Linked DNA regions of Homo sapiens: regions 1, 3 and 4 are each linked to region 2. The links are chromatin contacts, found by Hi-C or POLR2A ChIA-PET in ENCODE. All regions are on one chromosome and are shown on one strand. Each heading gives the region's core, a stretch centred on a gene start or an enhancer-like site at or near the end of the contact. The rest is flanking DNA. Distances are from core to core; before and after follow the strand shown.

Region 1 (2,944 bases), core at 381-2,880, 640 kb after region 2:
TGAACAACAGGAAATTTTATAATATTTTAATTAAGATTTTTTCCCATGAGCTTCAAGGAAGCCTTATCTAGGTCCTTATTTCACAGATGTATTAACTATGCACAGGCAAAGTAGCCCAAATTAATCATTTCTAAGGTTTGTGAAGATTAAGTATCATAAAACCTTTCATTTAAGTGCGTCAGAGAGTAAACTCAAGCATTGTCATGGAGGATGTGTGAAAAAAGAAAAATGATTACCAATGTCTTATATTTCACATTTAGATCATATTATGTGGTATATTTTCTAAACATTTCACACCGTTTAAGAAAACAAATAGGTCCTAAATATAACACAGGCAAAGAGAAAAGTTTTCAATTCCTAATACTTTGTTGACATAAGTAAAAAATATTGGCATAGTTAAAATTTTCACATGAATTGTGTAAGTGGTAATGAATAGAGTCATCTGAATACTTTAAGTAAAATGCTGGTCAGACAGTAGAATGTTGAAGAATCAGTCTTTTTATTTTACCCACCTTCTAGATTGCACGTAAACAGTCTTTGGAATTTGACCAGGATAGTCAGTTTACAATGACTCTTGGTGGGCAACTACATATTCAAAAGACCTTATTGGGGTTCAGGCTTTAGCAGTACATAACAATAAATCTCTACAAAAAGGTAGGAGAGATTCTGTTTAGTTTTGCAAGGATACTGAGTCATATGCAAGTATAAAATACCAGATAAAGGAAAAGTAAATGTTCCTTTTCTATGGTAAAACAGCCCTAATCCAGAAAAATGTCCTTTAAAGAACAAAATAAAATGACTCCTTACGATAAACTTTGGCAGAGAAAACTAACCCAAGATACAAATTATAGGATATATATAGCTTAAAGATTTTGATTTTGATGTCAGAATATGTGACTCATCAAGCAATCATGACATAGCTTTTGATAACCTACGCAAACTGTGGCAAAGTTCTTACCTTAATTTTTTGTTGGTAAAGATCATCCAGCTTTTGAACTTCTTCTTTCAGAGTTCTCACACTTCTCTTGCTTTCTGTTATCATTGCATTCAACTGGGGAAATAAAACTTTGGTTGAGAAATCATAACTATACATCAAAGATATTTTAACAAGTTATAGAGTTTTTATATTATCAATCAACTAACTGAACAATGTTATTTCTTCTAGTCCTTTTGGACTCTCACTTATCATTTGTCCAAAAACTTTATTATTCTCCAAAGAGAAATTAATTTCAAAGAAACCTCAAAGTTAACGATGTTAATATCTGTTTTTCCACTAGTTGTTGTGGGAGTGCTTTTTAAGCTCTCATATATATTATATATTATTAATATTGTTATATCAATTTATTCATATATAAATAATTTTTGCCTCTGGATTTGAAATCTAGCTTTATTTAGACTATATCTACTACAGCTATTTAGCTTTTCATTTGTATGTTCATTTTCTAAAATGTTAAAAAAGAATTGTTTGTATTAATTTTATTGGATGTTTGCTATTATAGTCATGCATTCCTTCAAAAAGTAATAAGGTAACCACATTTAATCTTGTTAAAGCTTGAACTTTAAGATCAGTTGAAACCAAAACTGAAAGAAAAAAGTGTTTTTCAAGTTCATTTCCTGTTGGCAAGTGCTGATACCAGTTGATGTCAGCAATTAATAGAGAATGTTCTTCAGCTATACCAAGAGGAAACTGTTTCCTGCAGGAAACACAAAAGAGTAAAATGTATAAATAGCTGACTTTTTTTTAAAGGATAATTCTACACACATATGAAATTAAAAAAAAATTTAGGGGTTCAAATTTAGTGAAGCTATTATTATTTGCTACAAAACACAGGGTAGTGACATATACAACTAGCATACGCCCAGAACTCAAAACCAGATCTAACACCAAGAACTTTTTCTAAAGGTATGTTATATCTGCAGTAACTAACAAGTTAAACGAGTTGTTTTAAATTCACTTGTAATAACAACAACAGATACTCAAGTAACCAGAACTTCCACTGATTCTCATGGTTGGTCAAAAGCATGTTTACTCATCTCTGAGCAGCTTCTACTTTCCATGTCAGCATTACTAAAGCTGCATTAATTACTTAAACATTTTTTTCTGAGTCCCAAAGTACACATTTCCATTGTGTACATACACACACACACACACACACACACACACACACACACACACACACACACACACACATACATATAGCCCGCCCGACTCCAATTGCCTACTGGACATTCTCCACTTTGATGCCCCAGAGACCTGAAACTCAGCATATCCCAACCTACAATTCTCTCTTCTATATACTTCTCTTTTATATTCTTTATCAAGGTAAAGAACATCACCACATACCCATCTGCCAAAGATAAGACACCTGGGCATTCTTGATTTCTTTCTTGACCTTCACATACAAATGGACAACCAAACTGTTGTTTCCATCTTTAAATCTCCTTTCTCCGTCTTCACTGTAATAGCCTTGCTTTGGGTCCCTACCATTTACTATTCACTGTATAGGATATTGATAGGTCTCTTAATTGCATGGTCTCGTCTCATGCACCTCTCATCTATTCTTCAAAAGGCCAACAGTGTGAAATTACTAAAATAACAATAATTATTGTTATTTCCTTACTTATAAATCTTCATTGATCTCTACTGCCTAAAGAATACAAAAAAATTCAACCAGTAAGGCAAGCCCCTTCATAATTAGGTTCTTGTCTCTCCAGGCTTCTCCCTTATCTCACTTACACTCATGGTAATTTACTAATATGCTGTGCTCTTTGTTTTTTCTTTTTGGAGAAAGGGTCTCACTTTGTCACCTAGGCTGGAGTGCAGTGGCACAATCTCAGCTCACTGCAGCCTCCACCTCCAGGGCTCAAGCAATCTCCCACCTCAGCCTCCAGAGTAGCTGGGACTACAGGTGCATGCCACTACATCCAGCTAATTTTTATATTT
Region 2 (2,827 bases), core at 328-2,827:
CTCAGAATCATTGTGGGCTGTAACGAGAGATACACAACATGATTAAGGAAAATGTTAGACTAGATTAATAGGTGGGAGAAATAGAAGAGATTCTCAAAGTGGCTTTCCCCACACACCAAAGGACACAAGAAGTTTTCAGAATCTCTAGAAACTATGTTCATTTATAAAATGGGATTAATCCATACCAATATATACATTAGAGTTCTGTGGTTAGAATCCTAGAGTCCAGCATTTATTTACAAAGTGGCAATAAATGTAAAATAACCTAGAAACTTCTTCTACAAAACGAACACTCAAATTGATAATATTCTGAGAAATATCACACATTCTGCAAGAAAAAACCACCATCTTACAAAACACTGCGTACTGTGATAGCACCTAGTATTTGGTGGGCTTTCTAAACCCTGACCAAATATACCGCCTCATTTAATCAATGCACTTAAAAAAAAAAAGCCTAAGTATAACTTATTTTCTGGTGCTAACCACAATTTTTAAAAAGTGTATTTCAAGTTGGTGCTTCCGTTCCAAGTAAACCAAGTTTCATTTCTTATGCAAACTTCCGGTTGAAGGTAGGATTCGTTCTCTTGGACTGCCACACCCAAAAGTTCTCACCACTGGACAAAGACAATTAGCTGTGAGGGCTGACTTGCCAGTAAAGCCTCGCTTTTGAAAATAGAGTGCTTTTCTGATTACCGTTTATTAGAGCCCTTCCAGAACATGAAACAAATACCAATAATTTTAAGAAATATTCGCTTTATTCGCCTTTAAATATGAAACTTTTTGCACTTAAGTTAAAATCTCTGCTAAATCCATAGGTCTCTCAAGAACTGACAGATACATTCATATACCTACTAAACTACTTTAAAAAGAAGACACTTCCATGGCGAATTGAATTAGCCCAAACTTTCCCCCCAAATGGGACAAGGTATTACATTTTGGAGTTTTTCTTCGAGTCACAAACTAAACTCCAGATCTCTCTGTCCAAAATTTCATCGCTTAAAGAAAAAAAGTTCTAATTACAGGAGCGGATACTGAGCTGAAGAACTTCCCAATTTGAGTTGGTTATTCCTACTAAACGCAGCCACACAGCTGCAACAACAGCTGCAGCAGGGGGACAACGGGCTACGTTTTTGCGCAAACCCTCTTGAATCGGGCAAGTTGACGTTAGAAACTAAAATAGTCCCGGAGTCAGCTCTGCAGGGGTCGGGTTTCGCGGGCCCGGCAGTCGCCCAAGCTCAAGGCGCCAGTGAGCGAAGCCACATTTCCAGAGTTCCAAGTTTGGGCACAGGAGCGAAGTTCGGGTCTGGGCCACTCCAAGCCATGGCCTCGGATCCCAGAACCGGGGACCTGGCTGGCACACCTGCCCAGGTGCGCTACCGGCGCCAGGAGCCCCGCCGCCCTCCAGCTGCCCCCGCGGAGACGGGTCCCCGGGATGGGTCTCACGCGCCCGAACGCGAGCGCCACTCACCCGGCACAGCTACGAGAATCCGAGCACCTCTCCGAGCCCCTCGCTGCCGCTATCACACCACCCTGCTACCCAGAGAGCCGCTAAAAACCACCGCTTCCGGCCTCTGCTTAGCAAGCCGGAAGGAAGCCCGGTCACCTTTCTTGGCCCGCAGAGTGGGTCTGACTTCACGGAGGGGCGACAGAGAGGGAAGTCGCCAGTGTGGTCAGCGGGCGTGGTATTGACCAAGTGCATGAGAAGGAAGTGTAAAGTGGGCGACCTAGAATATAGAGCAATATATAATGGTCCTCTGGGTCCTGTTACTGAGTTTCCTTCTTTTTTGTACCTGTTGTTGCAGTGTTAAGTCTTCCTCCCCCCTATCCTTTCCGCAGATGGTTGCGTCCGTCCTGTGGCTTTGCCTGGCCGCACATTCCAGGGCACGGCGAAGGGCGGGGCCCGTCGGCCCAAGTCCTTGTAGGGAAATCGAGGAGAGGGCTGCGGGCCCACGTGACTGACCCTCGCCCCGCCCCGAAGCCGGGCTCCAGCTTGTGGGCGGTAGTGCGCCTGCGCTTGACGCCCCGCGCGGGGTCTGGGTCTCCGCCTGAGGGCCCCGGAGCAGTGCGCGTATCCCGGGAGCGGATCTTGATGCTAGCTCTGTGTGCAGTGTAATTTTATTAAGAGTCCCGCCCCCTCCATACGGGAGGAAACGTGTGTCCCTGGGGCCCTCAGCCAAGCCTCCACTATCTTTTTGGCCCAGACGGATTTCCCAGGTCACAAGTGGCTGGAGACTTCCTCTTGAAAAACATTTGCCGTCGTTTTTCCCTGGCAGAGCCCCTTTGACCCTGGCTAACAAGGACAGCCTGACTTGGATCCCACTATGCAGGAAGGAAGGCGACTCTTCCCCGCACCTCTTGCTACGATTAGGACTTGCGACTTGGTGAAAACAGGAATCAAAACTTGGGCCTATTTCTCCTGAGGTCTGCTTGCCTAGAACAATTCGTAACGATGAATCTTATTAAAAAGAGAAAGTCCTCCCCGACTTTATCTTTTTCCGCCCAGAATCCGATAAGGAAGACTTGTTCTGGCCCCCTCAGCTCTCTGACCTCACCTACCAGAGGAGAGAGTGGGATCCTCTAACACTCGAGCCGTCATCCCAGCACTAGGGGACAGTGACCAGTGTGGCTCCCGTGGCCAGAACCCTTCTGAAGTTTGGGTTGCCCTGTGGTCTTCGCCTTCAAAGCAGGCCGCCACTTGAATCCTTCTGGAACGGACAGTGTTGCTGTAAACGCCGCGGAATAGTATCTTCTAAGTATTCGTAGCTTCTTTCTTGAGGGATCTCGGGAACGTTCCGTGTATTAACCACTAACGTATTCCAAAGTTAAC
Region 3 (2,700 bases), core at 151-2,650, 560 kb after region 2:
ACAGAGTGAGACTCCATCTCAAAAAAAAAAAAAAAGAAAAAAAATCATGTTTCAAACAAAGAAGAGTTGAAGGAATATACAATAAATATACCATTTACTTGCCACCAAGATTCAAATTTGTTAACATTTTGTCTTATGAACACAAGAATTTCAATGCAAACTTGTAAGAGCAATCTCTCATTTATTTCTCTAGAGGTCCAATTTCCTGAAAGTCCATTACCCTGTTACTGTTTTTCTACTCTATAATTTTATTATACAACAAAGATTTTAAAACCCAAATTCAGACCAGGGAAAAAAGCTTACAATCCTACAAGCAATTTACAGAAAGCTTAGTAAGCTTTATGAGACAACTTGTCTGAAGATTTTTGGCTTGAGAAAGCCCATTTTTGTTATTATGACTAAAGGAAAGGGTAACTCATTTTGAAAATTTCATACTTTCAAGTTAAGTTCTGTCCCACCGTCTATCCAAAGGAGTAAATTTATAATTATGAGTTAAAATGTATTGTACCTTTCTGTTTCTAATATATCCACTATATATTGCCTCTTTATTTTTCTCCTTCTTCTCAAAATCTTCTTTAGAAAGCACAAGCTCGTGAACATCTTGGGAATCTGCAGGTTTGCTTATCATCTGTTAAATATTAAAAAGAGTACTTTTTAAATTCCTAATAAACTGGTTAATGCATTTAGACAGAGTCAACTTCAAAATATTTTGATCAACTTTCATTTATAAGAAATCTTTTTACTTACTCTGGCTGATTGTCCAACAAAGAAGACAGCTTGCTTGCCCCCAACACCAAAATAGGAAATATCACTATTTAAACTGCGTGGCACTGGTACTGGACGAACATATCCTGAATGATCACTAAAATAAAACATTAATGCAGTGATTTTAAACAAGCTAGTTAAGTGTCAAAAGAAACTTTCATTGCACTTGTATTCAGTGTTAATAAAATGATCACGCCTGCAAACACCCCTAACTGAAAGGTGAAATAATCAGTGTCAAGACATCTACTCCAGTGCATCTCAAAGTGTAGTCCCCAGGCCAGATGCATCAGCTTTAGCTGAAAACTTTTAAGAAATGCAAACTCTTGGGCTCAATCCTACTAAATCAGAAAATCTCTCAGCAAACAGGACTAAATAAGTATTTTTATTATCCTCATGCCTCTAAAACTTTCCTTCAAAACTGTTTGCTACTTCAAAACTTGCTAAAATATTGTCTGAAGAATAATGGTAATTAGAGCAAAGGAGAGTCTCACTTCCATATATCATGATAAATGAAGAGCTCTGAGGGAACAGTGCACCATAACAATATTCTGAAGAAGAGGCATCACTGGTCTTTCAAAATGTAGGCAAAGTCTCCGGGGACATCATCCCCCATTATCAGAAATAAACAGAATGAAGGTGAGGCTGGAACCACTATTAAACTCAATGGAAAGATTAAAGAGCAGGTGTGACATAGCTGGAGAGAATTAGAGAACAGAAAGATGCAAAGAACGTAACCACAGGAAACAAAGAAAGAAAAGAAAACTGAAAATATCAAAGTGGCGTTAAAAGACATAAATGACCAAAGGAAAATATCTGGCACAAGATTAAATGCAGCTCTAGAAAGAGAAGGGACAGAGAATGGAAAATAGCTGTAAATATTCTTGAACCAATAAAAGACATGGCTTCACAGATCCAGGAAAACCAAAAGAGCCCAAACAAGATACATAAAAAGAAATCAACATCACTGTAAACACCAAAAACCAAACAGAAGAACTAGAAAATAGACTAAGAGATAAGACAGGACAAAACAGATGAGCAGGCTTTGACAGCAACAGTAAAAGACAGAGAGGAATATTATCTCTATAGTGCCTGAAAAAAATCTGTTAACCTAAAATTGTCAACTAGAGAAAAATAAACAATTTATAGATAAAAACCAAAGTAATTTACCACCAGAAGACTTGTTCTAAAGAAATGTTCCTACAAGCACAATCTAACATACAAGAGGTCACCATAATACAACACATACAAAAGTAATTTTTTTAAGGACTACATATGAGACATTTACTGGTGTGGTGAAAAACTGGTGTGTGCATATTGTTGAATTTCTAAAAAGTCACACTTTAAATACCTTCAATAACAAAAGTGTCATTTCAGGAAGGGAGTGACCAAAGCTAATGAAGTCCTTAAGTTGGGGGAAGGAAAATATTTTAAATCCTGAAATCTAAAGTTAAATATGCATGTTAAAACTTCAAAGAAGATCAGAGAAGATATAAAGTCTAAAATATTAAAAAGAAAAAGATGGAGCAAGAAAACAAAACAGCAGAAGACAATAAATTTAAGAGAAAACAGAAGAAACAGAAACAGAAAGAATGGGATAAACAAAAACATTTTAATTGGTATAAAAAGTCCTATCCTCATATATAAATAATCAAAATAAAGACAACATTGACCAGGTAGGACACTGTAATACCAGAGATACAAAACAACAAAAGCACCCAAAAAAGTATCCCCTCACAATACCCTCCCAACATCTACAATCACATCCCCACACAACATACACAAACTGTCGACACAAAATAACACACAGAAAATGCCTCCCCACACAAGTTTGCATTTATACAAAACACCTCACACAATACACAAACACACAACTACTTTCAACAGAAACACACACCACAATGCTACAAAGCATACACACTGATGATTTAAAAAAAA
Region 4 (2,700 bases), core at 141-2,640, 610 kb after region 2:
CGTGTTAGCCAGGATGGTCTTTATCTCCTGACCTCGTGATCCACCTGCCTCGGCCTCCCAAAGTGCTGGGATTACAGGTGTGAGCCACCACGCCCGGGCTAAATTTCTGTTTCTTATCTAAGTTTCACTTTCTTTAGAGAGAAATAATCTCTTCTCTAAAACTATATTACTCATCCTCCCCTTACAAGGCAATTGGCCGGTTCTAGAGTTAGAATGCAGCATCCCCACACAAGATACACAGATCCTATAGCACACAGGTCATTAGCCATCCATAACCATATCAATTATGAAAAATAAGGACACTTTTTGTCACATTCCTCAAAATGTGTATTTTTCAGTTCTAAATATCCCTATTAATAGTTAATTTAAGTCCGGGCACGATGGCTCACGCCTGTAATCTCAGCACTTCGGGAGGCTGAGGCGGGCAGATCACTTGAGGTCAGGAGTTTGAGACCAGTCTGGCCAACATGGCGAAACCCTGTCTCAACTAAAAATACAAAAATTAGGTGGGCGTGGTGGCACGCACCCGTAATGCCAGCTACTCGGGAGGCTGAGGCAGGAGAATCACTTGAACTGGGGAAGTGGAGGTTGCAGTGAGCTGAGATTGTGCCATTGCACTCCAGCCTGGGCGACAGAGGGAGACTCCTGGCAAAAAAAAAAAAAAAAAAAAAGGTTAATTCAAGCTGACACTTGCCAAGCCTGGGTCAGTTCCTCCTCACAGAATGTACTCTGGCTTGACGTGAATCTGACTTCTATAATTGCCCCCTGCTGTCCTGTGGTACATAACTCTTGATACTTCTGAGATGTGATTTAGAAAATGAATACTTCTCCAAAGGAAACAATAAATTTGCAGAGATAAAACTGCCTAAATCATGCTGAATATGTTGCACAAGGAGAACCAAGCCCTCCCCATTCCCAATCATATGTATAGGAAATGTAGACTTTTTCAAGGCAGTCAGCAGGAACAAAATATGCGCAAAGACTCTGTTTTCATGTTTTTGTACTTTAGTTTTGTATTAGATATTTCCTGCTTCTACAGCTGTTGGGTGTGTCCCTCCTCCTGTTCCGGTGATGTAAACCTAAAAAAAAAAAAAAAAAAAAAAGAAAGCTTCTCAAAAAAGAATAAAGAAGTAAACACACACACACACACACACACACACACACACACACAAACACTGAACATTTTAGATTCCCTGTTATGTCAACCCTTTTCATTTTAGAGAATGTTTTTGCCTCACATGTGCAAAACTAAATCTATCCAACCTTGTTGCTTTTTCAGAAGAAAAGGAAGTATACACTTGTGTATTGTCTCCAGCTTTGCTAGCCTAAGAGAAACTAACTGCTTGTAACTCAAAGCCAAATCCTCAAGGTGTTCTAGCTCAAAGCCAACCACAACAGGAAGGGGAAGTACACAATATCTTACACTTTATATAATTTTGCTGTTCTCTCCTCACGTCCCTACGTCTCTCACACATCTCTAAATCTTCTTACAGGGCACAGCATCCTTGGAAATGCAGGAAACAGCTTCTGGATATCTGATGCAGGGCTCCCCTTAGATTTTTCACAGCGGCCGAGCAGCCTCCTATCTCCATACAAGTCGAAGTCCCCATTTTCCTCTGCTGTGGTTGAAATTTTCACAGAGTGCTCCTCTGGAACTACAGTCCTACTGAGCCTTTTCTATGGCCTTCTATGCAGTTACTTTCCCCAAACAGGACCCTTAATTCTAATCAGAGCTTGAGAAACTCTGCCAGCAGTCAGACTGTGATAAACAATGTTTTCGACAGGACACAGAAAGGCCAACAGAACAATGTTTCTAACCAAACATAATTAATGCTGTACCGTAGTTGGAAAAAAAAAGACTAACCATTCCTTCTTAGAATCACCGAACAAAGGCCAAACCCTATAAAAAGCCCCTCCCTGGCTGGGCACGGTGGCTCACGCCTGTTATCTCAGCACTTTGGGAGGCCAAGGCGGGCAGATCACTTGAGGTCAGGAGTTTGAGACCAGCCTGACCACATGGTGAAATCCTGTCACTACGAAAAATACAAAAATTAGCTGGGCGTGGTGGCATGCACCTGTAATCCCAGCTACTCGGGAGGCTGAGGCAGGAGAATTGTTTGAACCTGGGAGGCGGAGGTTGCAGTGAACTGAGATCACGCCACTGCACTCCAGACTGGGCAACAGAGGGACTCCGTCTCGGGAAAAAAAAAAAAAAAGCCCCTCCTTGCTCCATGTTTCTGAGATATCCCATGACCAGTTCCTCCTCACTACAGCAAGTACAGTCATGCAACTATTTTCTGTAGGTAAGACCTGTGGTCTTTTCTTTGGTTGGTGAGCTTTAACTGGCTTTTATTATCTCTGGGTGGCATTTTCAATTCTCAGAGTGATTGTCCCATAGAATTGAAGTCTCCTAACCCTCCCTTCCCCTAGAAGCCGCATTCTAATCAGGGCTTGAGAAACTCTGCCAGCAGTTAGGCTGTGATAAACAATGTTTTCAACAGGACACAGAAAGGCCAACAGAACAATGTTTCTAACCAAACATAATTAATGCTAAACTATAGTATAGCATCCCCTGCCCCACCACACCACACCCTTGCTTACTATACCTACTTGATGGAACTCCCCAAGTTCCTTCTCTTTGCCCCAGGATAGAGGTTGCCTTAAGGAAAGACATCAGGATAATGCTGTTCTTGGCTCCCG

What was found. Hi-C counts contacts between places; a loop is a spot of excess contacts on that map. ChIA-PET counts read pairs that join two places held with the same protein, here RNA polymerase II (POLR2A). Pooled maps may share reads with other maps.
Region 1: a pooled map shows a loop between it and region 2 (5-fold over the local background). The contact joins the enhancer-like site here to the promoter of MYL12A in region 2. A Hi-C loop is called at or near these places in 6 of 50 pooled maps. POLR2A ChIA-PET finds 5 or more read pairs at or near these places in 4 of 52 experiments (MCF 10A, activated CD8-positive, alpha-beta T cell, activated T-cell and 1 more).
Region 3: a map with no recorded cell type shows a loop between it and region 2 (7-fold over the local background). The contact joins the enhancer-like site here to the promoter of MYL12A in region 2. A Hi-C loop is called at or near these places in 1 of 37 single-sample maps with no recorded cell type and 6 of 50 pooled maps. POLR2A ChIA-PET finds 5 or more read pairs at or near these places in 2 of 52 experiments (activated CD4-positive, alpha-beta T cell and activated naive CD4-positive, alpha-beta T cell).
Region 4: a loop to region 2 is called in a map of B cell, with 6 times the contacts of the local background. The contact joins the enhancer-like site here to the promoter of MYL12A in region 2. A Hi-C loop is called at or near these places in 3 of 168 maps with a recorded cell type or tissue (B cell, CD14-positive monocyte and naive thymus-derived CD4-positive, alpha-beta T cell), 11 of 37 single-sample maps with no recorded cell type and 16 of 50 pooled maps. POLR2A ChIA-PET finds 5 or more read pairs at or near these places in 13 of 52 experiments (CD4-positive, alpha-beta T cell, CD4-positive, alpha-beta memory T cell, CD8-positive, alpha-beta T cell and 9 more).

The regions. Positions count from the first base shown.
Region 1 is chr18:2,604,522-2,607,465 of GRCh38, reverse strand. It overlaps NDC80 (NDC80 kinetochore complex component), which reads right to left. Exons shown (of 17, transcript NM_006101.3): 14 at 959-1,051. Among named protein-coding and RNA genes, the nearest start is that of NDC80, 34 kb to the right of the region's middle. Within about 2 kb of position 1,630, at least 4 of the 41 ENCODE cell types and tissues checked have a DNase peak (open chromatin) inside an H3K27ac peak, as active enhancers do.
Region 2 is chr18:3,246,551-3,249,377 of GRCh38, reverse strand. It overlaps MYL12A (myosin light chain 12A), which reads right to left and starts at 1,577. Exons shown (of 4, transcript NM_006471.4): 1 at 1,469-1,577. It also overlaps a transcript of MYOM1 not described here. RefSeq lists enhancers at 439-508, 1,641-1,870 and a silencer at 1,271-1,350.
Region 3 is chr18:2,686,556-2,689,255 of GRCh38, reverse strand. SMCHD1 (structural maintenance of chromosomes flexible hinge domain containing 1) reads right to left here. Exons shown (of 48, transcript NM_015295.3): 6 at 748-862; 7 at 509-628. Among named protein-coding and RNA genes, the nearest start is that of SMCHD1, 32 kb to the right of the region's middle. Within about 2 kb of position 1,400, at least 3 of the 41 ENCODE cell types and tissues checked have a DNase peak (open chromatin) inside an H3K27ac peak, as active enhancers do.
Region 4 is chr18:2,635,506-2,638,205 of GRCh38, reverse strand. No RefSeq gene overlaps it. Among named protein-coding and RNA genes, the nearest start is that of SMCHD1, 19 kb to the left of the region's middle. RefSeq lists enhancers at 871-920, 1,511-1,690. Within about 2 kb of position 1,390, at least 15 of the 41 ENCODE cell types and tissues checked have a DNase peak (open chromatin) inside an H3K27ac peak, as active enhancers do; they include B cell, CD14-positive monocyte, CD4-positive, alpha-beta T cell and 2 more, where a contact is called at or near this core.